5 separate regions of the Homo sapiens genome follow, and regions 1, 2, 4 and 5 are each linked to region 3. A link is a contact called in ENCODE Hi-C or POLR2A ChIA-PET data. All regions are on one chromosome and are shown on one strand. The core of a region is the stretch at or near the end of the contact, and the rest is flanking DNA. Distances in the headings are between cores, read along the strand shown.

What was found. Hi-C counts contacts between places; a loop is a spot of excess contacts on that map. ChIA-PET counts read pairs that join two places held with the same protein, here RNA polymerase II (POLR2A). Pooled maps may share reads with other maps.
Region 1: a map of CD8-positive, alpha-beta T cell shows a loop between it and region 3 (6-fold over the local background). The contact joins the promoter of ZNF740 here to the promoter of ATP5MC2 in region 3. A Hi-C loop is called at or near these places in 1 of 168 maps with a recorded cell type or tissue (CD8-positive, alpha-beta T cell) and 10 of 50 pooled maps. POLR2A ChIA-PET finds 5 or more read pairs at or near these places in 2 of 52 experiments (A549 and HEK293).
Region 2: a loop to region 3 is called in a pooled map, with 5 times the contacts of the local background. The contact joins the promoter of SLC61A1 here to the promoter of ATP5MC2 in region 3. A Hi-C loop is called at or near these places in 7 of 50 pooled maps. POLR2A ChIA-PET finds 5 or more read pairs at or near these places in 3 of 52 experiments (activated CD4-positive, alpha-beta T cell, activated T-cell and naive thymus-derived CD8-positive, alpha-beta T cell).
Region 4: a loop to region 3 is called in a pooled map, with 5 times the contacts of the local background. The contact joins the promoter of HOXC4 here to the promoter of ATP5MC2 in region 3. A Hi-C loop is called at or near these places in 2 of 50 pooled maps. POLR2A ChIA-PET finds 5 or more read pairs at or near these places in 2 of 52 experiments (B cell and OCI-LY7).
Region 5: a map of CD4-positive, alpha-beta memory T cell shows a loop between it and region 3 (9-fold over the local background). The contact joins the promoter of MYG1 here to the promoter of ATP5MC2 in region 3. A Hi-C loop is called at or near these places in 3 of 168 maps with a recorded cell type or tissue (CD4-positive, alpha-beta memory T cell and naive thymus-derived CD4-positive, alpha-beta T cell), 1 of 37 single-sample maps with no recorded cell type and 9 of 50 pooled maps. POLR2A ChIA-PET finds 5 or more read pairs at or near these places in 2 of 52 experiments (H1 and activated T-cell).

Annotation. Positions count from the first base shown.
Region 1 is chr12:53,177,850-53,183,367 of GRCh38, forward strand. It overlaps ZNF740 (zinc finger protein 740), which reads left to right and starts at 2,873. Exons shown (of 7, transcript NM_001004304.4): 1 at 2,873-2,988; 2 at 3,828-4,143. The coding sequence starts at 4,135. CSAD (cysteine sulfinic acid decarboxylase) reads right to left here and starts at 3,076. Exons shown (of 17, transcript NM_001244705.2): 1 at 2,883-3,076; 2 at 1,253-1,293. RefSeq lists an enhancer at 2,342-2,900 and silencers at 2,563-2,652, 2,943-3,242, 3,596-3,890.
Region 2 is chr12:53,249,581-53,255,160 of GRCh38, forward strand. It overlaps SLC61A1 (solute carrier family 61 member 1), which reads left to right and starts at 2,515. Exons shown (of 2, transcript NM_032889.5): 1 at 2,515-2,688; 2 at 3,238-4,826. The coding sequence starts at 3,256. The coding sequence ends at 4,608. RefSeq lists enhancers at 2,178-2,227, 2,361-3,032 and silencers at 2,498-2,777, 2,788-2,837.
Region 3 is chr12:53,673,715-53,678,875 of GRCh38, forward strand. It overlaps ATP5MC2 (ATP synthase membrane subunit c locus 2), which reads right to left and starts at 2,369. Exons shown (of 5, transcript NM_005176.7): 1 at 2,339-2,369. RefSeq lists enhancers at 2,071-2,520, 2,631-2,860.
Region 4 is chr12:54,050,868-54,055,695 of GRCh38, forward strand. HOXC4 (homeobox C4) reads left to right here and starts at 2,968. Exons shown (of 2, transcript NM_153633.3): 1 at 2,968-3,494; 2 at 3,983-4,828. The coding sequence starts at 3,056. The coding sequence ends at 4,338. RefSeq lists enhancers at 764-1,745, 1,746-2,727, 2,023-2,182 and a cis regulatory region at 2,759-3,259.
Region 5 is chr12:53,296,962-53,302,185 of GRCh38, forward strand. MYG1 (MYG1 exonuclease) reads left to right here and starts at 2,734. Exons shown (of 7, transcript NM_021640.4): 1 at 2,734-2,992; 2 at 3,189-3,301. The coding sequence starts at 2,777. PFDN5 (prefoldin subunit 5) reads left to right here. Exons shown (of 6, transcript NM_002624.4): 4 at 889-963; 5 at 1,084-1,189; 6 at 2,308-2,489. The coding sequence ends at 2,384. RefSeq lists enhancers at 1,706-2,905, 2,409-2,498, 2,539-2,638, 2,544-2,838, 2,649-2,708 and 1 more.

The DNA.
Region 1 (5,518 bases), core at 1,623-4,122, 500 kb before region 3:
AGCTGGTCTCAAACTCCTGGCCTCAGGTGATCCGCCCACCTCGGTCTCCCAGAGTGCTGGGATTACAGGCGTGAGCCACCGTGCCTGTCCAGAGACCCATCTCTTAAAAAAAAAAAAGGCAATAAGAGAATATTAACTTCACTATTAATGACATGAAAATTAAAACAAATACTATTTTTCACCCATTAAACTAGTAACTGTATAAAAAATTCATAGCATACACTAAACATTGCCAAAGTTGTAGGAATAGGGAACATTCACACATGGTTCTGAGTAAACATGGGAGTTGTTACAAACTTTTACAATTCATTTTCACAGAATCTATTAAAATTTACATATCCGGCCAGGCATGGTGGCTCAATCCTGTAATCCTAGCACTCTAGGAGGCCGAGGCCAATGGATAGCTTGAGCCTAGGAATTCGAGACCAGCCTGGGCAACATGGCAAAACCCTGTCTCTACAAAAAACAAAAAAACAAAAAAAAAACTACAAAATTATCCAGGCACAGTTGCCCACATCTGTAGTCCCAACTACTTGGGAGGCTAAGATGGGAGGATTCCTTGAGCCCAGGAGGTTGAGGCTGCAGTGTGCCCTGACTGCACCATTGCACTCCAGCCTGGGCGACAGACCAAGACCCTATCTTTAAACAGAATGAAAATAGGGCCGGGTGTGGTGGCTCACACCTGGAATCCCAGCACTTTGGGAGGCCAAGGTGGGTAGATGACCTGAGGTCAGGAGTTCAAGACCAGCCTGACCAACATGGTGAAACTCCATCTCTACTAAAAAATACAAAAAAATTAGCCGGGCTGGCAGCAGGCGCCAGCTACTCAGGAGGCTAAGCCAGGAGAATTGCTTGAACCTGGGAGGTGGAGGTTGCAGTGAGCCAAGATTGTGCCATTGCACTCTAGCCTGGGTGACAGAGTGAGACTCCATCTCAAAAAAAAATAAAAATAAAAATAAATTTAAATAAAAGCACATATCCTATCTATAAATCCTTATAAATGCAAAAGGTAACTTTTTTTTCTTTTTTGAGACAGAGTTTCACTCTTATTGCCCAGGAAAGGCACGACTCTCGCCTCACCACAACTCCCGCCTCCCGGGTTCAAGTGATTCTCCTGACTCAGCCTCTCGAGTAGCTGGGATTACAGGCATGTGCCACCACGCCCGGCTAATTTTGTATTTTTAGAAGAGACGCGGTTTCTCCATGTTGGTCAGGCTGGTCTGGAACTCCCGACCTCAGATGATCCGCCCACCTCGGCTTCCCAACGTGCTGGGATTACAGGTGTGAGCCACCCTGCCCGGAGCAAAAAGATAACTATTTAAGGATGTTCATTATTGTATTGTTTATAAAGCAAAAAAATCTGAAACCTAAATGTTCATCAAGATGGGACAAGGCACACACATAAACTGGAATACTGTGCAACAGTTTTTTAAATGTTAGCTGACTCAGATGTCTAAAATACACTGTATGGCGCATTACAGGTGCTCAATAAATACTGGTTGAAAAGATTTTTGTATGAACACAGAAAAAAGCCTAAAAGCATATATACCAAACTGGTAAGAATGATTCCCTTCAGGAGCATGGGATAAGTAGAGGGGGAGAATAACCATTTTGTGTCTTTTATACTTTTGCGTTGTGTCGATTTGTAAAATAAGTAGGAGCTAATTTTCAAAAAAGATTTAAAAGACTTATTCCTGGTGATGTTTCTTTATCTCTCTCTTTCTCCATTTTGTCTCTATTTTAGAATGATCCTAAAACACAAAAAACGTACTTTCAATGGCCCAAATCATGGAGTGGCTCAGGGAAATGAAATCTGTCTACAAAAAAAAAAAAGTTGAGAATCCTTGTCTTTTTTTCATCATACAGTTTTTTTTTTCTTTTGGTATCACCATTACTTCTCCTAAAGTCACGACATAATATCACCTACAGCAGAAATGAGGACTTCAGTGGAATTGACATCTCCTTCCATCAAGCGCATTTGCAGTCCATCTTTAGCAGGACCTCTCTCTAATGGCTAAGGCTAGGCAGAAGAATTTGAAGACAGTCTGGTTTCCATTTTCCTAATGCAGCCTGGCCCAAGAGCCAGGACTCCCATAAGACTAGTCTACTGTGGGAGTCAGGGTCTTTTCCACGTGTGGAGGCTAGTGTTTGATGCTGGACGGCCTGGAGTAAAGGGCGAAGGGGAGAAGGTAACCAACCAGGCTGGCCTCGGGATTCGCAGAGGAGGGCTGGGGCTTTGACTTCTGCAGGGAGGTGAGCAGTGTGGCCAAGGGCTACTCAAGGAACGCCTCTGCGAGAATTCAGACTGTGGTTGAGCGCACAAAGCAAGAGTGTGCGAAGAAAAGTTAACGCCTCTCCCAGCTGACCCCAAAATCTGCTAATCTGGGCCTGACGGAAAAAATTCGGAGAAGAACCACCTCGGCCGAGTTACGTGAAAAGGCTGGGTACGAACTACTCTGGCTCTACTTGGGGCGCCGGCTCAGAGCGATGGGCAGGACGTCCGCGAGGAAGAAAGAGTGACGATGATTTTTCAAGGAGTCTGAACCAGCTCACCCAGCAAACCCTCCTCCCATCGAGCACCCAGCGTACAATCATCGAAGGGCCGAGGGTCCTGCCCTCAGTCTCGATGGCGGCCGGGGCGCGCCCCGGCCACGGCGCACGCGCCGGCCTCAGCGCTCCCTCCTCCATGCCCTCGGCGCACGGCGCCGCCCACTCACCCAGCTGCACCTCTCCGTGCGTCCCCAAGCTCACCCGCTCTGAGGCTGCCCCCGCTAGTCTAGCTGCCGAGCCCGGAAGTGGATGCAGCCGCTCGGCGGAGAGGACGAGGGGGAGGGGGAAGTGCTTCCGGGGAAACGGGCCGGGGTTGGTGTTTGTAAACTTGCCTCGGTCCCGGTGGGGGCAGCCGCGGCGGTGGGGTTGGCAGGGTGTGCTGGGGCCTGGAGGAGGCGCCGCGCGGCCAGGGAGCCAGCGGGAGGCCGCGCCTGGCAGGTAGGAGCAAGCCCCAAAGACCGCAGCGTCGTCCGTACAGACGGCAGCGCTTCAGTAGCTCGCAAGCCGTGGGGTGCCGCGCGGGAAGGGGGAGGGGAGGGGAGGAGGGGCGCGTGGCGAAGGGAGGGGGATCTCCGGGGGAGGGAGGGGAAAGGCCGTGCGCGCACACCGCCCCCTGCCCGCGCGTCCCGCCGCGTCCCCGGCCCGGGAGAGGGCTCTCGGAGGGGACGCGGGCGCGAGCACGCATCTCGCGCGCTTCTCGGCACTCTCCGGCTCTGCTCCCGGTTGGTGCAGCGGGTGCAGAGGCTGGCTGGCCGGAGCGAGGCGGGCGACACGCCGCGCCGGGCTTCGCCTGCCTGTCCTCCACCTCCGCAGCAAGTTTCCCTACCTTCGGGCGGACGGGGAGAACGCACACGTGTGGGCACTGCCAGTCCCGTTTCTGCCCGCCACCGAAGCACCCAGCGATGGCCCTTGAGCTTTCCTCCACCCTAGTCTTGCCGCCTCTGTAAAGTGCGAGCTTTTCGGGCCGGCCCACTGGGCACAAAAGCCCCAAAGGGTCTCCGCCCCCTTCTTCCATTCCTGAGATGGCAAATCCAAGCAACTTTCCTTTTGGCAGAGTTCCTCCATAGGAGGCCCCAATTACTTTTGCTCCTGTTGGCTTCCACTCCTTGCCCAGGAGACCAGTTCCTCCTATTGACCTAGAAAGAAAACTCTTCTTGACTCATGTCCTCGTTCTGAGCTTCACAGAGAGCGCCCAGCAAAAAAAAAATTCATATCGCACGTTGTAATGGCCTGAAGATGTTGCATTTAGCAGCCCCCCTCTTCCTTTCTGGTTTCAGGTTTCTGAAACAGATCGTGAGCTTCATCAAGAGAATTCAACTGGAAAACCAAGACTGGTAGACTCTCTTTTTCTTCAGACAATAGGCAGGAGCCAGGCAGAGTCCAGGGATTCTTGGAACACCTATCTTTTCTTCGGAGGACACTAAGTTCTATTTGAAGACAAAGTTCAATATGGCAACAGGACTGATGGGACACGAAGGAGTCGCTACCGTGATTTGGTGACAGTTCTTCAAAACGACAGTGTCTCAAGGAAAGGTGGACCTAGGAACTCCTGAACTTTTGGGTTGCCTTAAGTGAGAAATCAGCATGGCTCAGGTAAAAAGCTCTAGAGTCCTCCTCCAAGATAACTGGGAAGCCTGTTTGCAGTTTCACTCTTGAATGCTGCCTTAGTCAACATATTGACCAACCCCAGTGATCCAAGCTCTGTATTAAGCACCAGGGGGAGATCTAGAGGAAGGAAAGGAGACAGGCCACAGCCCCTGCCTTCAGGGAGCTTCCAGTCAAATGAAGGAGGTAGGCTATACTGCATCACAGGCACTGATGGGACATTTGCAAAGCAACGTGTACTCAGTTTACATTTGGTACATTAAGTGCTGAGGGGTGTAAGGGAGTGAATAGTACGGTGAATGCTTCTTTTGTTTTTTTCCAACAGGAATTTATTGAGTTCCTGTTGCATGCAAGGCATTGTGCTGGGAATACAAAGATGAATACGATTGTCCTTGTCCCCAGTGAGCTTCCAGGCTAGTTGGGGTCGGGAGAGGGATGGAAAGCCATTTATTTTTATATTCACAATGCCTTGTATAGTGGCTGGCTAGTAGTAGAGACTCTGAATCTGTTGATTGAGGAATGTGCAATAATAGGGGTATGTACATAGGAGAGAACAGTACTTCTGCTTGGATAGAAAAAGAAGATGGAGGTTGAAAGATGCATAGGATTTTGCTAAACAAGCGAGAAGGGTGTTTGGACAAAAGGAACAGCATGGGCAGGAGCTTAGAGTCATGGGAAAATGTGATGAGGTTCCGAGTACTGCAGGTTGTTTGATAGTTACGGAGTAAGGGATTTAAATGGGGATAGTTATGGAGGTAGTATTGACAGTGATAGGTGAGGAAGTTGTTCCCTGCAGTAAGCAGAGTGTAACCCAAAGGCCTTTTATGCCTCGCTAAGTTAAGCAGCAGAGTAGCATCAGATCAGTGTTATGTAGAAGGTCATTATTGTGGAGGTAGAGGATGGACTGGAGAGACAGAATGAGCAGATAGGCTGTTGTAGTCATCTGAGTAGAATAGCTATGTGCACACATCTCCAGAGCTTCTCCCAGCTTGCTTCTAGGGAACCTCCCTACCAGTCTCACCAGGATGGCAGTCTGATTGTAGTATAATTGGCTTTCCTCCAGCTGCTTCTGAATGCACAGCTTCCTCCTTTCCATATAGAATAGGAGCCTGTCAGTTTCTTCTTCCTTTGTGTTTTGCAACCCACTTCTCAGCATTGTATTCAGTCTTCTGAGAATGCTGCCTTCCACTAAGGACTGAACTTTGTGCTAGACACTGTTAAGCGTTTTACGTCTTAGTTTACTTTTCATCAACCCTGTAAGGATAAGCATTATGACAGGCATTTTTCATGTAAGGAAACTAAGGCTTGCAAAGGTGGAATAACTTGCCCAAGATTATAGAGTGCAAACAGCTGAGCTAAGATT
Region 2 (5,580 bases), core at 1,265-3,764, 420 kb before region 3:
GCTGAGATCACGCCATTGCACTCCAGCCTGGGCAACAAGAGTGAAACTCCGTCTCAAATAAAAAAAAAAAAAGACTGATCTGCTGCGCAAGTAGGTGAACTAGTATAATTGCAGAAACTATGTGAGCTTGGAACTGGAAAGATTGGGTCCTGCTTCTAACTGCCTTTTACTATGTAACTCTAAACATGTTACCTAACCTTTCCAACTCTGGTTAGTACCTACTGTATGGATTGTTGTCAGTCAGATGAGATAATTCACCTACAGCAGTTGGACTAAACCTTCTTAAAACTCCTTAGGTACATAATAACTGATAAGTGTTATTATGTTAATATGGGCCAGTACTTTTGATAGTAATTTACATAACTTATTCATTTATTCATAGACTATTTATGGAATATTTATGATTAATACTTATCAATGACTGCTTTAAGTATAGGGAATACAGGTGAACAAAACAGATAAAAATCTGTAGGGAAAGAGATAGTAAATATTTACTTATTTACTTAGAGACGAAGTCTTGCTCTGTCCCCTAGGCTGGAGTGCAGTGGTGTAATCTTGGCTCACTGCAGCCTCCGCTTCCCAGGTTCAAGCAATTCTCGTACCTCAGCCTCCTGAGTAGGTGGGATTACAAGCGCGCACCACCAGGCCCAGCTAATTTTTTTGTTTATTTGTTTTGAGACGGAGTCTTGCTCTGTTGCCCAGGCTGGAGTGCAGTGGTGCAATCTCGGCTTACCGCAACCTCTGCCTCCCAGGTTGAAGCAATTCTCCTGCCTCAGCCTCCAAAGTAGCTGGGATTACAGGTGCACACCACCATGCCCAGCAAATTTTTTTGTAATTTTAGTAGAGACGGGGTTTCGCCATATTGGCCAGGCTAGTCTTGAACTCCTGACCTCATGATACGCCCGCCTCGGCCTCCCAAAGTGCTGGGATTACAGGTGTGAGCCACCGCGCCCAGCAATTTTTTGTATTATTAGTAGGCATGGGGTTTCGACATGTTGGCCAGACTGGTCTTAAATTCCTGGCCTCAAGTGATTCACCCACCTTGGCCTCTCAAAGTGTTGAGATTACAGGTGTGAGCCACCACACCTGGCCAAGATAGTAAATAAATAAACAAGGAAAATACATAGTGTACTGCAGAGTAAAAGCAGCAGAGAGAATAGAAAATTGGAAGGAAAGTAGGTAGATTACTGTGCTGGAGGTGGTGGTGTTGCTATTTTAAACAGGAGGGCCATGGAAGGCCCCTCTGATCAGGTGACATTTTTTAAAATTTTATTTTATTTTTTATTTTTTTGTGAGACAGAGTCTCGCTCTGTCACCCAGACTGGAGTGCAGTGGCGTGATCTTGGCTCACTGCAACCTCTGCCTCCCTGGTTCAAGCGATTCTCCTGCCTCAGCCTCCCGAGTAGGTGGGATTACAGGTGCCCACCACCATGCCTGGCTAATTTTTATATTTTTTTACTAGCGACGGGGTTTCACCATGTTGGCCAGGCTGATCTTGAACTCCTGACCTCAACTGATCGGCCTGCCTCAGCCTCCTAAACTGCTGGGATTACAGGAATGAGCCACCAGGCCCAGCCAAGATCAGGTGACATTTGAACAGAGAACTGGAGGAGGTGGGGGGGGGAACCACGTGGATATCTTGGAGAAGAACTGTACAGGGAACAGTGTGCAAAAGCCCTGGTGGTAGCCAACATAGATGGGAGGGAGAGGAGCAGGGGATGAAGTCAGAGGAGTGGCAGAGGGTCAGAGGACAGAGGGTCTTGTAGGCCATTATAAATACTTCGGCTTTTACCCTTAGTGAGATGGGAAGTCATTGGAGGCTCTTGAGGAGATGATACGGAAGCTGTAGAGAGGTTAAATAGTTTTTCCAAGGTAAAACAGCTTGTAAGTGGCAGAAGGTAGGGAATTAAGCTCCAAGGCTGAAGTTCTTAACCCCATGCTGCCACTGAACTTTAGCCTTCTTTATTTGGGCATTGCTATCCTGTGACTTCAAAGAAACTGGGACACTGGGAAGTTATGCGGCTTGCCCAAGGCCACACAGCTGGTAAGTGACAGGGGCAGGACTGCGCCTTAGTCTGTCTGCAGCCCGACTCCAAGTTCTTTACACCACACCGCCTCCCTCAGGTGTCTGGACCATACTGGCTTCTCTTGCATGGAGGTCACTGCAGTGGGAGAGGAGGCAAACCAAGGAGACCTTCTCGGCTTCGGGCAGCGGTGCTGTTCCTTAGGAAGCTCCAACCCTTGGCTCTACCGGACTGCGGGCATCTTTCCCGAGCACTGCACGGAAGAAAAGAAAATTGGCACTTATTTCAGGGTGGCCCCTCAGGCATCCAAGAGCCAGAGGAGCAGGTGTCACGGGATGGCAGCGAGCGAGGCCAGGCCAGGAGAAGCAACCGCAGCCTCCTATGGTCGCCCCTTCCCGACCCACCCCAGGCGTCAGGAGTTCCGCGCCCGGGTAAGGGAAGGAGGGCGGGCGGGCGGGGCGGGGCGGGGTTTTGGCGCCGCGCCCCCGTCACGTGATGAAGCCATCATGGCGGCGGCCAGAGGCCTGCCCGGCTCCCGGAAGCAGGCTGTGAGGGGCGGGAGCGCTGCTGGAACCCGAGCCGGAGCCGGAGCCACAGCGGGGAGGGTGGCCTGGCGGCCTGGAGCCGGACGTGTCCGGGGCGTCCCCGCAGACCGGGGCAGCAGGTGAGGCGGAGTCTGGGCGAGGTGCAAGTGGATGTGGCAGGGCTGGGCAGGGGCTAGGGGGCGCAGTGGGGTGCCAGTGACCTGGAGGAGTGGGCCTCTGAGATGCACACGCATGACCCTGAAGCAACTCGAGAGGCCTGCGCGGGTGGGAGGGATGCCCGGGACAGAGGATGAGACACTGAGGGCAAAAAGAGGCTCCGCAGCGAGGACGGGAGGTAATAGAAGGAAGTGTACGGGAGCTGCTGTGGGAAAGGGCAGTAGAATTTGCGGGAGCGGGATTATTGAAAGGGACTCCCTCTTCACAGGCAAGGATGGGTTGAGTGCCCAGTCCTCTCCCCTGTCTTCTTACCCCTCCCTGCCCCACAGTGTCCTAGGAGACAGCTTTGGCGTGGCCACTCCTCCCACCCACCCAACTGGTCCCTCCGGTCTGAGATCTTGGGGAGTGGAGTTGGCAGCGGGGTTGGGTGGAGCTGCCATCTGCTTAAGACAGCCCCTTGACCGTGCTGCCCGAAGGATGGATATGGCTCTGACTCCCACCTCTCTTCCCAGGTCGTCCGGGGGCCCACCATGCTGGTGACTGCCTACCTTGCTTTTGTAGGCCTCCTGGCCTCCTGCCTGGGGCTGGAACTGTCAAGATGCCGGGCTAAACCCCCTGGAAGGGCCTGCAGCAATCCCTCCTTCCTTCGGTTTCAACTGGACTTCTATCAGGTCTACTTCCTGGCCCTGGCAGCTGATTGGCTTCAGGCCCCCTACCTCTATAAACTCTACCAGCATTACTACTTCCTGGAAGGTCAAATTGCCATCCTCTATGTCTGTGGCCTTGCCTCTACAGTCCTCTTTGGCCTAGTGGCCTCCTCCCTTGTGGATTGGCTGGGTCGCAAGAATTCTTGTGTCCTCTTCTCCCTGACTTACTCACTATGCTGCTTAACCAAACTCTCTCAAGACTACTTTGTGCTGCTAGTGGGGCGAGCACTTGGTGGGCTGTCCACAGCCCTGCTCTTCTCAGCCTTCGAGGCCTGGTATATCCATGAGCACGTGGAACGGCATGACTTCCCTGCTGAGTGGATCCCAGCTACCTTTGCTCGAGCTGCCTTCTGGAACCATGTGCTGGCTGTAGTGGCAGGTGTGGCAGCTGAGGCTGTAGCCAGCTGGATAGGGCTGGGGCCTGTAGCGCCCTTTGTGGCTGCCATCCCTCTCCTGGCTCTGGCAGGGGCCTTGGCCCTTCGAAACTGGGGGGAGAACTATGACCGGCAGCGTGCCTTCTCAAGGACCTGTGCTGGAGGCCTGCGCTGCCTCCTGTCGGACCGCCGCGTGCTGCTGTTGGGCACCATACAAGCTCTATTTGAGAGTGTCATCTTCATCTTTGTCTTCCTCTGGACACCTGTGCTGGACCCACACGGGGCCCCTCTGGGCATTATCTTCTCCAGCTTCATGGCAGCCAGCCTGCTTGGCTCTTCCCTGTACCGTATCGCCACCTCCAAGAGGTACCACCTTCAGCCCATGCACCTGCTGTCCCTTGCTGTGCTCATCGTCGTCTTCTCTCTCTTCATGTTGACTTTCTCTACCAGCCCAGGCCAGGAGAGTCCGGTGGAGTCCTTCATAGCCTTTCTACTTATTGAGTTGGCTTGTGGATTATACTTTCCCAGCATGAGCTTCCTACGGAGAAAGGTGATCCCTGAGACAGAGCAGGCTGGTGTACTCAACTGGTTCCGGGTACCTCTGCACTCACTGGCTTGCCTAGGGCTCCTTGTCCTCCATGACAGTGATCGAAAAACAGGCACTCGGAATATGTTCAGCATTTGCTCTGCTGTCATGGTGATGGCTCTGCTGGCAGTGGTGGGACTCTTCACCGTGGTAAGGCATGATGCTGAGCTGCGGGTACCTTCACCTACTGAGGAGCCCTATGCCCCTGAGCTGTAACCCCACTCCAGGACAAGATAGCTGGGACAGACTCTTGAATTCCAGCTATCCGGGATTGTACAGATCTCTCTGTGACTGACTTTGTGACTGTCCTGTGGTTTCTCCTGCCATTGCTTTGTGTTTGGGAGGACATGATGGGGGTGATGGACTGGAAAGAAGGTGCCAAAAGTTCCCTCTGTGTTACTCCCATTTAGAAAATAAACACTTTTAAATGATCATTGATTTGATTTACTCATCCTTACCTGTAGCCTTATCAGTAGTTTCTGGTGAGTGGGCAGCTAGAGGTTTTTTTTTTAGTTTTTTTTTGTTTTGTTTTGTTTGTTTTTGTTTTGAGACGGAGTCTTGCTCTGTCGCCCAGGCTGGAGTGCAATGGCGCGATCTTGGCTCACTGCAACCTCCGCCTCCCGGATTCAAGCAATTCTCCTGCTTCAGCCTCCCAAGTAGCTGGGATTACATGTGCCTGCTACCATGCCCAGCTAATTTTTGTATTTTTAATAGAGATGGGGTTTCATGTTGACCAGGCTGGTCTCGAACTCCTCACTTCAGGTGATCCACCCACCTCGGCCTCCCAAAGTGTTGGGATTACAGGCATGAGCCACCACGCCCAGCCCAGCTAGAGGTTTTGAGGTGGGATTATCAGCAAAAGTTTTCTGTTTCTAACTTCTCCAAGGCTGTCTCCAGTTCAAACTGAGAACTATGGAATTGCTCTCAGCAGAGCTGTGTGGGAAGGGCCTGAGGCTTCTAGGTCCTCCACATTCCTCTGTTGTGGGACAGGCACTCCCCCCAGTTGTCAAGCAGAACCCTTGCTTACATCCAGGGTAAGATGATCTCCAGAGCACATGGAGTAGATGCCCCATATGCCAGGCCACTGAGCAAAGATTCCAGGGGCTTGGGCTGCTGCTGTGACCACTCCTTGGGCAAAGCCAGGGCCCTTCCTACCAAAGTAAGCTTGCAGCTCAGCACAGGCCTGCT
Region 3 (5,161 bases), core at 1,119-3,618:
GGAGGCTGAGGCAGGAGAATTGCTTGAATCCAGGAGGCAGAGGCTACGGTGAGCCAAGATTGCGCCATTGTACTCCAGCCTGGGCAACAAGAGGGAAACTGTCTCAAAAAAAAAAAAAAAAGTATTAAATTGTGTCTCCCCAAGATCTAAAGAAGATCTGACACCCTATAGGTATCTAAGTTGGTAGAAGTGAACTTACCTCAAACAGAAGGTGAGTTAAAAACCTAAAGGCAGGGTTTCTCCAAGTGAAGTGAGAAGCCCATCTGAACTAGAATTATCTGGGTGGTGTACGTATTAAAAAATGCATATTCTTGGGCGCAACTTGGACCTTCCTGGTCAAGATCTCTGGGGGAGCTAGGTTCAGTGGCTCATTCCTGTAATCCCAACACTGAGAAGCTGGGGCGGAAAGATAACTTGAAGCCAGGAGTTTGAGACCAGCCTGGGCAAACATCAAGACCTCATCTCTACAAAACATAAAATTAGCCAGGTGAGGTGGAAGTGCACCTGTAGTCCCAGCTACTCCAGAAGCTGAGGCAGGAGGACTGCTTGAACCCAGGAGCTGGAGGCTTCAGTGAGCTATGATCACGCCAGTTGTCCAGTATGGGCAACAACGTGAAACCCTGTCTATAAACAAACAAAAAAGATCTCTGGGAATAAGGCTCAAGTGCCCTGTATTTCAAACAAGTTTCCCAGATGATTATTAGGTATACTTAACGCAAGAGCGTGACCCTAAACCCAGTCTTGAAACTGTGGTAGTGGTAGAGGATAGACTTGAACTTGGATCTTTTAAGTTACATGCTTTCTAATATGTCACAGGCTGAAATACTCAGTGAATGCTTAGGGCTATTAAATACCACTTCATTAAATGAACTGAACTCAGATTGTCCCAGGTTAAAACACTTCTGAATCCAACATCTTAATTGCTCTTAATTTATTTTTTGCCCAGGCTATTGTGGAACTCCTGGCATCAAAAGATCTTCCCACCTTGGCCTCCCAGTGTTGGGATTACAGGTGTGAGCCACCACACCCAGCCTTAATTACTTTTAAGTTAATGGATGTCTTCAACTCTTGTCCTATCTAGAACTCTGATTTTTGCCTATATGTAACTCTAACCCAATTTTGCTGCCGTACTATTCAGGTTTTCTTGGGTCAAAATCCAATAGTTCTTTAAGGCTTTTAGAAAAAGAAGGGGTGGTTCTTTTCTAAGGGAATTATACCTTATTATCTTCTTTGTAAAATGCAGCTCTTAGGGGGATTAAGTATGTTCATTTACAAATTAACATACATAAAGAGTTTAATGTGGTGCTGGCATATAATAAACCCACAACAAGGGGTGGCAATTAAGTGATCCCACCATTGGCTATCTAACCATGGCAACTCTGCAATTGTTAGCCTACAACTTGGGCAAAGGCACTATCCAGAATCAGGACTCCAAAATCATCACGGGCTTTTTCCTCAGTGTAGATGAGTCACAGGGGTAGTAACTTAACTATTCCTTTCCTTAAACCTTCTTTTCCTTGTAACAGCAGAATCTGGGGAGGTTAATTAATCCTTCACAGGAAAGCTGGCAGGCAGGGTCTCATGCTGGCCCCACTAGCTTGGCCTTACCCCACCTTTCTGGGCCTGCTGCCTCAACAGAAACCCTCATCTCTAGCCCACCATTTGTGACTTTTACAACTTCACCAGCGTGCCGGGATGCGAGAAAGGTACTGGTAAATAACTAGTGATTCCAAAGCAACCAGCCTCTCTCTTCTGCCTTAGCTATCCCAAGCCACAACCTAACGGGAGGCGATGTTTTGGCTTTTTTTCCCACTTCTACCATGTTCAAGGTTTACTTTTTAAATTGAGGGGTGCTGACTAGAGGGATTGGTGACTTTAGACGATCCACTATCTCCATTGCTCGGAGCACCTGAGGTTCTGGGGCCTAAAGTCTGGAGATTTCAGAATAAAGAAGGCACAAGTCAGGATGAGAAGAGAAAGCAGAGATAGGAGGGGAGAGCCTGGGGGTTGTCACAATCTGAAAGGGCCAGAGGGCGAGAAAAGAGTGTTTGCAGGGACTGGGTGGAACAGGTGAAAAGCAGCACTCCAGGATCTAACTTTGGCCAGCTCCAAGGTATCCTCCCCCTGCGAGACATCCAAGATGGCGCCAGGCCCGCGCGGTTGGAGGTCACCGGCACGCGGAAGAGCCAACTCTAAGGCTAAGGGATAGCGGAAGCAAGAAAGGGCGAGAGGACCAGGGTGGGAGCACGCAAGGTAAGCGCCTCAAAGCATCCGCGCAAGGTGAGGTGTCCCGCGCGCGTGCGCAGCGCACAGAGGGCTCTAGGTCCCAAGGCCTTACCTGCTCCCACTGCAGAGAAGACAGAGAGGGGCGGAGCAGCGGGAAGAGCGAAAGGAAGGCTCAGCGCATGCGTGACCCGGGCCAACGAGTCGCTCAGCCACGGATAGAGTGATTGCAACATACAGGATCAGCTCAGGCATCACAGCGCCGCCTGCCAGGGCTGTGGCGGTATCCGGCCGGTTGCTCCACCTGGCGTTCGAGAGGAGAAACTACAGGGAGCGCCGACTGCAGAAATGAGGCCAACTCCGCGGAGTAAGCCGATCCGTAACGTGGACTGCGGTTTGGTCTGTACCGCGTTTGGGATCTCGGACTTGCGTCCCCTTTCCGAGCATGCGCAGTCGTCACACTGCCAAAACAAAACTCCTACTCAGAATTCAGTGTTAACATACGGTCGGGATTGGGGTTCAGTGCCTAAAATGCAGCAGGAGGAAGATCTTGGGAGTCCTGCTTTCTGTCGCGCCGGGACTCTGGCATCACTGGATGGCAAACCGGCTCCATGGGCGAATAGTCAGCAAAATGCCGCAGCTGCTTCTGGTGGCTTCGCCCTTTCCCCCACTCCCCGTTTCCTCCTTTCCATTCCGGTGATAAACCATGAGAGAAGCAGCATCAGCGAGCCAGAAGATAGGGTTAAATATGATCCGAATCCCTCTTTCCTGGCTCCTGGGACAGTCTAGGAATAACGGGCACCTGCGACCCGCTGTAAGGTTGCGAGGTCACTCCAGGCTTGCCCGAGCCTCTGCTCAGGTTTCAACTACGCGAGTTGGGATAAGCAGCGCCCTCCCCTCCCGCCCCCATGCTCTCCTGAACGTGGGTTTTCTCTCCCCTTTCGCTCGCCCTTCCCCTGATGGAAGGAGGTGGGGGAGGCTTCCTGGCCCTCATCTTTCCTAGGCCTCCTTGTCTCCCAGACAGGACCTGCCCTGCCCTTTGGAACAGGGCGACAAGGCCTATCCAGTTCCAAACCCCTGCCGTCCCTGCATCGTGCTTGAACGCAGCACGAGAAAGACGGGAAAAGCTCACCAAACCCCATAAAAAATAAAAAATAAAAAGAAAGCCGCGGCTGTAAATAAAGGCAAATCCGCCACTCTCTGAGGGGCCGTTTGTCCTCCCCTCCTTGGCCCCGTCCTTCCCGCCGCCCCCTCCCGGCTCCCGGGCCCCGCGGCGCCCCGGCCCCGAGCTCCTCCATTTAATCGGATTTGGGAGAAGGGGAGGATAAATCACGGCAGCAGCTTTACGGTCCCGGAGGAGAGGCGAGCCGCAGACAGGCACACCCCGGCCGGCGATAAAAACCGCCGCTGAAAGCCCACGGAGCAATTTCCCGGGACCCCGAGCGACGCCATTACAGGAATGTAATTTTGCCCGGATGAGGCCCCGAGTTTAATTATCCTCGCGGAGGAATTTCAATGCGGCCAATCCATCTTGCAGGCGGGCGGCAGAGGGATTTATATGGGCCCGTTATTTCACACCGATCCTCCATCTGCATTTTTATGGCCCTGAGCTCCTGAAAGGGAGGGGAAGGAGTGGGGAGAAATAGGAGAAGCGGGCGAGAAGAGGAGGGTGGTAGACTGCCTGTCTTTCCTAAATTCGCATTTCCAGCTCCATCAGGATTCTCACAGGTTCCTCTGAAATCCCCAAATCTCCAGTTTTAGTTGTTGATTGCGCCCCGAGCGGGCAGGTACGTGGGAAATGGAACTGGGATCTTTGGGAATCAATCAACAGGTATTTATCAAGTACCAAGTGGTGCCAGGCACTGTGGAGATGCTGTTAGGAGAAAGACAGGCTAGCAAAGACACAAGTTTATCCCCTGAGGTCTCCAGACATCTCCATTCCCACCAAAACGGAATTCTTTTAAGCTGTCAGCTTCACATCCTCAGTGGCAGAGAAAGTCCACAGTTCTTAGGAGCCACCACCCCCAAACGGCTGTTGCAGCTGTTGCGACAATTTAGACACTCAGATATGGCTAACAATCCCAGAGGAGGATCAGAGAAGGGGCCTGGGAGGAAGCTAAAGCTGGCTCTTTCCAAAAGTTGTTACAGCCTGCGATGTTTAACACTCCCTTGCCCTCATAGAATAATGGGTTCTGCGTTCAGACAAATCTGGGTTCCCAAATTGCTGTGTGATCTTGAGCTAGCTGTTTAACCCCCTCTAAATCTATTTCCTCCTATGTAAATTGAGAAGAATAATAGTACTTATCACACAGCCAATATTGGGATAATACATATGAAGCTTTTAGCAAGGTACTTGGTACCCAGTAAGAGTTCAGTAATTGCTAGCATTAAAATCATCATCGTCACCACCACCACCACCACCACCACCATCACCACCATCATCACCATCATCATCACTGCTTCTATAGTTAAGGGCATTGCAACTCAATTCTGCACTGCTACCTATATGGACTGTTTATTGCAAGGTCCTTGAGATAGTATCTCCTGAAAGAGACTCAACTACACTTTAAAAACGTTTTCACCTGCATAAGTCATACAAAACAAGTTATTTTACTTGCTGGTGAGTGGAGATCTGAGGGGAGGCTGAGAATCCTGGGACTATTACTACGAGGCTTGAAGCAAGAAATCAAATCCGCAAGGGAGCAGTGAGGCTCCAAAAAGGAGGTTTGTAAGGGGAGGGGTGAATTTGAAGACAGCAAAAGATCCAAGAGAAGCTTAGCTGAGGGTCGGAGGATCTTCTTAACTATAGGCTTGGGGAAGGGTCCTTCTTTCACTTCACAAAGGGAAAACCGGGGTCCAGGAAGGAAAGGGTGTGGAGACAGAACTATCCTTTCCAATCAGTCCCTTTCTTTTCCTACCAGACCATATAACAAGGTTG
Region 4 (4,828 bases), core at 1,718-4,217, 380 kb after region 3:
AATATATTAATAAATATTAATAGTGTGCACGCATATATGTTAACCATAATAACCAAAGACAGACTTGACATTCAGTTGGGGGCATCTGAACCCTCTGTGTCTACTACTTATACTGGCCCAAAGTCAGTCTCCTTGACCCCCCTGCAGAAGCTCAGAAACCTGGCGGGGGTGGGATGTGACAGGCAACATATTGGGGAGGACTCCTTAACAAGTACAGGAGGGTGAAGATTGAAGAAAAGAGGGTTAGCGTCAGGGCACGGATGGTAAAAGGTGAGTGTGAGGGCTGAGAGGATGAGAGTCAGGCTCACAGCTCACCTTTCCAGGTGAGGCAGCCGCATCCAGGTACAGGCCTAGAAGGGAGACTGGGAGTGGGGCCGGGAAGGTTTCCTCCCTCTTCATCAACCCTCTCCACATGGCACCAAAGTTTGCTGAGCTTTGGACTTCCCGGTGGAGCCATCTGGGACTACAGTTCAGACTTAGGTACTAGGATTCAGCACTGGTTTCCCTTTGCCCTCTTCCAGCAATTTATAATGAACCCACCCCCACCACCAATGATTAAGACAACCCCACACAACCCAAACCACTATTAACCAAGCAGTAGCCTTCCTCCGCCCCCTCACTCACAGTCTCAACTTCCTCTCCAACCAAACCAGCCTGTCCTCACATGCAGAGAGTTCCGGACAAGAGTGGGCAAGGGTTCTCAGCCAACTCTGAGAATTTGGGAATCTCCATTAGAGGTGTTCAGCCTCTGGGGAACTCCTGTTCCTTCACCTGGCCTGGTTACAGTGGGGATGGGCACTGTCCTCTTGGAGAGAGAGTATTCAGGGACCACCAAGCACCAGCTCCTTGGGAGCTAAGCCCTGGCCCTGCTGAGCCTGGGGTGGGGCTGGGGGCCTAAGCATTGGAGGAGGGAAGGCAACGAGGGCCCAGGCGGGAATCCGCACCCTTTGGGCACGGCTGTGGGTCCAGCTTCCCTCTCATTCCAGCCCTTTGGGGAAGCCCTAATTTGGAAGTGGGGACCCTCTCCAACATCCCAAAGGTGATGAGAAAAGGATTGGAATCTCTTGCCTTCAGTCTCCCTCTCACAAGGGCTTTATTTTTTTTTTCCCTTTCCCCTCCTCATTCCCTTAATTGCAGATGTTCTAATTAAACCCTCAAATAGTTGTTATGCCGTTTTAAAAGGTACTTATTCAAGTGTCAACCAGGCTGGGCTGGGAGGAGGTAGCGTAGGGCGGCGAATTAAAGGTAGATTGACTAATCACGGCGGCGATCATAATAATAAAATCAGAGGGAAAAAAAATCACATTACGACTTTTCGTGGAAAGGAGGGAGCAGGCAGCCAGCGGCCGCCAGCCCTGCGCCGCCGCCGACACAAAGAGTGCGGGCGATTCCGCGAGACTGATTTATGACGTTTTACAGCCCTATAAAAGCTGTAGCGACGAGGCAAGCGCTCCTACCACCGCTGGCAGATTTAGTCTAATAAATAAAACATAAACAGTTAACTTTATGTGTCACTTTTATTGTTATCAAGTAAAATATAGCTGAGCCCTGGCAAGCTATGATTTTAAACTATAATTGTTATCAAGTACAACAAGGGGACCCGGCTCCCTCCCTGGGCTCTCCCCTCCGCTACCCCCCGCAACTCTGAGTTATGGGCGATCAGTTAATTGGAATCGGTGGCATGACAGGACCACCCCTAGCTGGGGGGGGGGGGTGGTGGTTAGGAAAGCAGCTTTTCCTGGCCCCCTCCCTCCTCTACGGCCCTGTCACCCCCCTCCATCAGAGTATTACTGTGAGTGGGTGGCAGAGAGAGAGCAGGGGGTGTGAATGGGCTGGAGACCCCAAAGGCTGGCCGTGCCTCCCCAACTTGGTGAGCTTAGCCTTCCGTTTTTGGAAAGCAGCCTGGAGCTGGCCTTTAGGAATTCGTGTTTACATGTAAACACACGTGTTACATGGATACAGCTCCTAGCCAGAAGCAAGCAGGCTCTACCCACACAGGCCTCCCTCTTAGCTAGGTCTGCCCTCTGTGGGGACAGAGAAAGAACTCTCAGGATCTTGGCTGGGCACCATCACAGGGCACTGACTCCTGGCAGAAAGCTCTCCTCCTTGCCCCAGCTCCTTGGAGATAATTGTCAGAAAATAGCAGGCCGGGCTGAATGGGGAGTGGAAACAGAAGCCAGCAGTAGAAGAGATCCTCTGCTCTGGGGCTGGGGCAGGGAGGGTCAGTGGGTAGCAGGGGAAGGCGAGACTTCTGAACTCTGCTTTTGCCAACCACTTCCTGTCTCTCTTCAGCGGGGGCTCAACCCCCAGACCTCCAGAAATGACGTCAGAATCATTTGCATCCCGCTGCCTCTACCTGCCTGGTCCAGCTGGGACCCTGCCTCGCCGGCCGCATGGCCAGAGGGTTGGGTGAGTGTGTATGGGGAAGAGGGGCTGGACTCTGGTATCCTTGGATGGGGGGCACTCCAGGCTCTCCAGCCTCCTCGGCTCAGCCTGGGCCCCTCCCCATCCAACATCCACTCCAGTCCTCATTCAACTTCCTCTTCCTGCGAAAGAGGGGCGCTGCCCCGTGACCTACACAGACTGAGACACGATCGCCATGAATGGAGACCTCTGGAAAAGCTCAGGAGCCGAGGCCCACGGGGCCCAGCAGAGGCCTGAGGGGAGACCCTGGGCGGGGGCTGAATCACTGCCTCCCGACAGTCCCCCAATGCCCGGGCTTTGGAGGGGAGCCGGGAGCTTCCCATCTCCTTTTGCAGGGGAGGGTTGTCAGTCTGGCGGGATGTGCACTGGGGGCACTCCAACCTCTGCTAGCTAACCCCACATCACCACCCACCCCCGCCTCCCAGCACCACCACCACCACACACACAAAAAAATTGGATACATTTTGAATAAAGCGATTCGGTTCCTTATCCGGGGACTGGGTTGCTCCGTGTGATTGGCCGGAGGAGTCACATGGTGAAAGTAACTTTACAGGGTCGCTAGCTAGTAGGAGGGCTTTATGGAGCAGAAAAACGACAAAGCGAGAAAAATTATTTTCCACTCCAGAAATTAATGATCATGAGCTCGTATTTGATGGACTCTAACTACATCGATCCGAAATTTCCTCCATGCGAAGAATATTCGCAAAATAGCTACATCCCTGAACACAGTCCGGAATATTACGGCCGGACCAGGGAATCGGGATTCCAGCATCACCACCAGGAGCTGTACCCACCACCGCCTCCGCGCCCTAGCTACCCTGAGCGCCAGTATAGCTGCACCAGTCTCCAGGGGCCCGGCAATTCGCGAGGCCACGGGCCGGCCCAGGCGGGCCACCACCACCCCGAGAAATCACAGTCGCTCTGCGAGCCGGCGCCTCTCTCAGGCGCCTCCGCCTCCCCGTCCCCAGCCCCGCCAGCCTGCAGCCAGCCAGCCCCCGACCATCCCTCCAGCGCCGCCAGCAAGCAACCCATAGTCTACCCATGGATGAAAAAAATTCACGTTAGCACGGGTAGGCAACTTTGCTTTTTGCTCCCCCCCTCCCTCCCTTCTTCCCTAGCGCTCCCCACCCTCCTCGGCCCCCTCTGGCCCCCGTCCTCCTTTCTCTCCTTCCCCCTCTCTCTCCAGGAGCGACTCTGGGTTAGCACAATTGAACTGGATTTACGAGCGAGAATGGGTAATTACATCCCCCATAAATTTTATGGCTTAGCTACTCTGGGCAGTCCGAGCCATGTGCTACGATCTGTTATGTATGTGTGAAAACTATGCTCGCTTTCTAAGGGCGCATAAATAATTCAGTGTCGTTACAATGAGGATTCCCCTCTTATTACACTACAAAGTCTTCAGCTTCCTTCAACTTCTTTATAACCCATTTAAGCTTGATGACTTTATTTCCACCACTCCCTCCTCCTGTTTCTCAGAGCTGAGGATGGGGTGAGGGTGGGGGGCGGGGAGCCTGCTGCCTCTGAACCCCACTATTTGCTTTTCCCCTCCCCCCAGTGAACCCCAATTATAACGGAGGGGAACCCAAGCGCTCGAGGACAGCCTATACCCGGCAGCAAGTCCTGGAATTAGAGAAAGAGTTTCATTACAACCGCTACCTGACCCGAAGGAGAAGGATCGAGATCGCCCACTCGCTGTGCCTCTCTGAGAGGCAGATCAAAATCTGGTTCCAAAACCGTCGCATGAAATGGAAGAAGGACCACCGACTCCCCAACACCAAAGTCAGGTCAGCACCCCCGGCCGGCGCTGCGCCCAGCACCCTTTCGGCAGCTACCCCGGGTACTTCTGAAGACCACTCCCAGAGCGCCACGCCGCCGGAGCAGCAACGGGCAGAGGACATTACCAGGTTATAAAACATAACTCACACCCCTGCCCCCACCCCATGCCCCCACCCTCCCCTCACACACAAATTGACTCTTATTTATAGAATTTAATATATATATATATATATATATATATAGGTTCTTTTCTCTCTTCCTCTCACCTTGTCCCTTGTCAGTTCCAAACAGACAAAACAGATAAACAAACAAGCCCCCTGCCCTCCTCTCCCTCCCACTGTTAAGGACCCTTTTAAGCATGTGATGTTGTCTTAGCATGGTACCTGCTGGGTGTTTTTTTTTAAAAGGCCATTTTGGGGGGTTATTTATTTTTTAAGAAAAAAAGCTGCAAAAATTATATATTGCAAGGTGTGATGGTCTGGCTTGGGTGAATTTCAGGGGAAATGAGGAAAAGAAAAAAGGAAAGAAATTTTAAAGCCAATTCTCATCCTTCTCCTCCTCCTCCTTCCCCCCCTCTTTCCTTAGGCCTTTTGCATTGAAAATGCACCAGGGGAGGTTAGTGAGG
Region 5 (5,224 bases), core at 1,484-3,983, 380 kb before region 3:
CTTAATTGTGGCTCATTTCTAAACTGTCACTAAGAAACCTGGATTGTGTTCACTTGTTCAGTGTTTTATTTGAATGAGCAAGTTATGGCAGTAGGGCATCTTTAATCTGTAGTCTCAGAACTGACAGGCTAAAAGGAACACAGGAATAGTAGTGTGTAGTAGGGAATGGTTTAAAAAAAAAAATTAGCCAGGCACAGTGGTTCACGCCTGTAATCCCAGCACTTTGGGAGGCCAAGGCTGGCAGATCACCTGAGGTCAGGAGTTAGAGATCGGTCTGGCCAACATGGTGAAACCCTGTCTTTACTAAATATACAAAAATTAGCCAGGCGTGGTGGCACATGCTTGTAATCCCAGCTACTCCGGCGACTGAGACAGGAGAATTGCTTTAACCCGAGAGGCAGAGGTTGCAGTGAGCCGATAGCGGGCAATTGCACTCCAACCTGGGCGATAGAGCGAGACTCTGTCTCAGAAAGCAAAAAACAAACAAAACATTGACTTTGTCAGGAATTAGCTACTTCATGATTGAGGGCATTAAGGGAAATGAGGCTGGCTTTTTACTTGTAGTACTCTACAACAGTAGGAAAACATGTCTAGTCTTTCTGGAGGGGCTAATGGGAAGAATTGCAAGAACTGCTTAGAGAGTGAGAGATGGGATGAGGCAGGACAAGAGGGTGTTCCAGCATACATCATTTTCTCCTTAAAGAACCAACTTCTCTGTCTTCTTTCCATTTGGAGTTATAGGTATTGTTCTAAGGCCTCCAGATTATTCAGTCCTTATGCCTTGTAGCTTTTTGGAAAAAGAGGGTCTTTGGAGGCCAAGCAGGCTGGCTGGCGGAATCATGGCTCATGCTGGGCTGGCTAGTTTTTCCCTTAATTCTTGCTTCTCAGATGTATGTCCCTGGGAAGCTGCATGATGTGGAACACGTGCTCATCGATGTGGGAACTGGGTACTATGTAGAGAAGGTGAGTGAGAGCATGTGGATGCCCCTCTAAACAGGGAAGGGAAATTCAGGGGAAGCTCTAGAGCGCAGCATGGCCAGAGGGAGTCTCCTTTTAGCCCCTTATTCACCTCTGATCTTGTAGACAGCTGAGGATGCCAAGGACTTCTTCAAGAGGAAGATAGATTTTCTAACCAAGCAGATGGAGAAAATCCAACCAGCTCTTCAGGAGAAGCACGCCATGAAACAGGGTAAGTTTTTCCTGGGGCACCTCTTGACCCTATCTCCATAATAAGGAACATGGATTGCAGTGTGAACCACGGGGGTGTCCCCTTTGCTGGAGTAAAACTATGTCTTAGTTTCTCTTTGGCATCTTTAGAATCTGTGTATTGCATAATCACTATCTGTAGATTCCTGGGTTGAGCGTTTGAGAAATTTAGAGGAAGGAAATCATGTTTGTGCTTTGGTGGAGCTCCTATTTAATGACGATGGAATGGGGGAATGAGATGAACACACAGGAAGGAATCATGATCCAAACGAACTAAATACCAGCAATTATAACCCCGACTGCACATGAGAATCACTCAGGAAGTTTAAAAAGAAAGCTTGGGCCCATTCCAGATTGACTAAATCAACTTGGAAGTCAAAGGAGGGGAAGTTGTACCAAGGTCTGTTTTTTTTTAAAAAAGCTCCCCTCTGTTATAATCAGGATTCAGAACCAGTGTTCCAAAGGTAAAAATCTTTCCCCATCATAGTTTTCTGATTATGTCAGACTCATTTAATACCATATTGTGTTCGTTTTTATATCTTTGGTTAGCAGGTTTTTTTTTTTTCCGAGAAGAGTCTCATTCTCACCACACCCAGCTGTGTTAGCATATTGACCGATGCATTGTAGACCCTAAATTTGTGTTAGTGACCCCACAGTGGATCACTGAGTTAAAGTTTTATTAACAATGCCAGGCGCAGTGGCTGACGCCTGTAATCCCAGCACTTTGGGAGGCCAAGGCAGGTGGATCACCTGAGGTTAGGAGTTCAAGACCAGCCTGGCCACCATGGTGAAACCCCATCTCTACTAAAAATACAAAGTTAGCCCGGGCATGGTGGTGCATGCCTGTAATCCCAGCTGTTCGGGAGGATGAGGCAGGAGAATCGCTTGAACCCGGGAGACGGAGGTTGCTGTGAGCCAAGATCGTGCCACTGCACTCCAGCCTCGGTGACAAGAGCAGGATTCTGTCTCAAAAAAAAAAAAAAAAGGTTATTAACAAACTGTAGTTAGTCGGTCGCCTGTCCTTAAACTTGCCTGTCACTTCTCCTTAACTCTAGGTTCTCCTTTTTGCTTCTAACCTTTGACTCTTATTTTTTTCCACAGCCGTCATGGAAATGATGAGTCAGAAGATTCAGCAGCTCACAGCCCTGGGGGCAGCTCAGGCTACTGCTAAGGCCTGAGAGTTTTTGCAGAAATGGGGCAGAGGGACACCCTTTGGGCGTGGCTTCCTGGTGATGGGAAGGGTCTTGTGTTTTAATGCCAATAAATGTGCCAGCTGGGCAGAATGTTGGTCTTTTCTTGGATTAAGCAAGGGACTGGTGATGAGATGGGGGGTGTGGTCGAGAGTGTGGGCCCCGTCTCAGAGCCTGATGCGCAGGGGTGATGCGATGCGCCTCTTGGAGGCTCCATCGCAGGGCCCTTTGACCAGCTGGAAGAAATCCTAGGCTGGGAGTCTGCTGCTGCTCACTCTGCAGAGCTGGTTGCCAAGGGAACGGTTGGCAAGCGGAAGTGGGGCTGCGCTGGCGCTTCCTCTTCCGGGTCGGCGCTCCTGCCTCCCTGCAGGGAGCTGCTTATGGGACACCAATTCCTGCGCGGCCTCTTAACGCTGCTGCTGCCGCCGCCACCCCTGTATACCCGGCACCGCATGCTCGGTCCAGAGTCCGTCCCGCCCCCAAAACGATCCCGCAGCAAACTCATGGCACCGCCCCGAATCGGGACGCACAATGGCACCTTCCACTGCGACGAGGCACTGGCATGCGCACTGCTTCGCCTCCTGCCGGAGTACCGGGTACGGTCCGCGAAAAGTGACCCTGGGACTGCGTGCATGCATGCCTCCGGGGTGGATGGCATTCCGCCAACAGGGTCACTCCGATAGCGCCCGGCAGCCCAAGCACCCTTCCTACCCTTCCTGCCTCCCTGAAGTCCAGCATTAATCCCCTACCCGGCGACACCCGGCAGCCCCTTCACCCCTGTGTACCTCGCAGGATGCAGAGATTGTGCGGACCCGGGATCCCGAAAAACTCGCTTCCTGTGACATCGTGGTGGACGTGGGGGGCGAGTACGACCCTCGGAGACACCGATATGACCATCACCAGAGGTAGGTTCTCAGATACCATTTATTTAACTTCCTTGACCTCAGCTTTCCTCTGTGCTCCAATTCAGCCATCCACTGCCGTAGTCCGCGTCAGCGAAAAGAACTGCTTCATCACTGAAATCAAACTCCCACTAGGACTACATCATCCTTCCGGCCCTGCCTGTTCTTCACCCATCTCCCTGGCCTGGGACCTCCTTTGGTTCCCAGGGAGTCCCTCAGGCCCCTTATCTCATCTCCTTCCTTAGCCAAGGCTTTTTTTCCATCAGCAACTTCATCACCCCAACTAAATAAACCCATCTGTGATTAATCCATTCTGGTGCCCTTGCTGCTGCACCTAACTGCTGGGCCCACATGATTGTGGCAGTTGGTGACAGTTCAGATGTGTGAAGTTTTCTACTTCATTTACACCCTTCCAAAGGGAAATCCTTCTTGCTCAAGGGTAGCCCATTCCAATCCTTTTCTTCTCCCTCAAGCCTCTACCGCATCAAACTGAGTGTCCCTGCCTCTTTTCAAAAGAAGTTGAGCATTTCCTCAGTCTCCCACCTCAAACATCCTCAGCTCCCTCCTACCAACTAAGGGAAATTTCTTCCCTTCTATTGGAGGTTAATCCTCTGTCCTGTTTCCAGTCTATTACTTTCTTCTCTGGGATTCTTTTTTCTTTTCTTTTTTTTTTTTTTTGAGACGGAGTCTCCCACTGTCGCCCAAGCTGGAGTGTAGTGGCACGATCTCGGCTCACTGCAACCTCTGTCTCCCAGGTTCAAGCGATTCTCCTGTCTCAGCCTCCCGAGTAGCTGGGACTACAGGCACCCACCACCACACCCGGCTAATTTTTGTATTTTTAGTAGAGACGGGTTTCACCATATTGGCCAGAGTGGTCTCGAACTCCTGGCCTTGTGATCTGCCCCGCCTTGGCCTCCCAAAGTGCTGGGATTACAGGTGTGAGCCACTGTTGGCCTATCCTCTGGGATTTCATGTCACAGTTCCACTAGTGTCTCTGCCTCTCCTTCCCTACAGCCTAAAACCCTTCTCAAGTATCTTCCATCTTGAAAAGAAACACAGGTGTAAAAACAAAACCCTCCCTCAATTATACCACACCACGAGAAGTAATTATCTTGGAGAGAGGGATTATGATGTTTTAAGTCTCTCTCCTTTTTTCTTTTTTTAGCATACATATTATAAATGATGTCAGGAAGAAACCCTCCCAATATTTACAGCCTAAGCTCTCACCCTTGCTTCTCAGCCACCCTTCAAAAAACAGCTGACCGTGGCTTCACCTGTTCCTTTCCAGTTCATTCCCCTCAAGCCCACTCTCCCAGTGTCTTCTCTGGAACTGCTCGGCAGAAGGGCACCAGTTACCTCAGCACCAAACCAGGGAGCTGGTAAAGGGTCTCAACTGATCTCTTTAGCACTTGGCATTATTGACCACTTCCTTTTATCAAATTGTTTTTAAGATGGAGTCTCGTCTGTCACCCAGGCTGGAGTGCAGTGATGTGATCTCGACTCACTGCAACCTCCGTCTGCTGGGTTCAAGTGATTCTCCTGCCTCAGCCTCCCAAGTAGCTGAGACTACAGGCGCCCAGCTAATTTTTGTATTTTTAGGAGAGACAGTGTTTCACTATGTTGGCCAGTCTGGTCTTGAACTCCTAACCTCAGGTGATCCACCCGCCTCAGTCTCCCAAAGTGCTAGGATTGCAGGTGTGAGCCACCATGCCCAGCCTCATTTTTTTTATTTTTACTTTTTTTGAGATGGAGTTTCGCTATTGTTGCCCAGGCTGGAGTGCAGTGGCACTCAGCTCACTTCAACCTCCACCTCCCAGATTCAAGTAATTCTCCTGCCTCAGCTTCCCAAGAAGCTGGGACTACAGGCGTGTGCCACCATGTCCGGCTAATTTTTCCATTCTTAGTAGAAACAGAGTTTCAGCATGT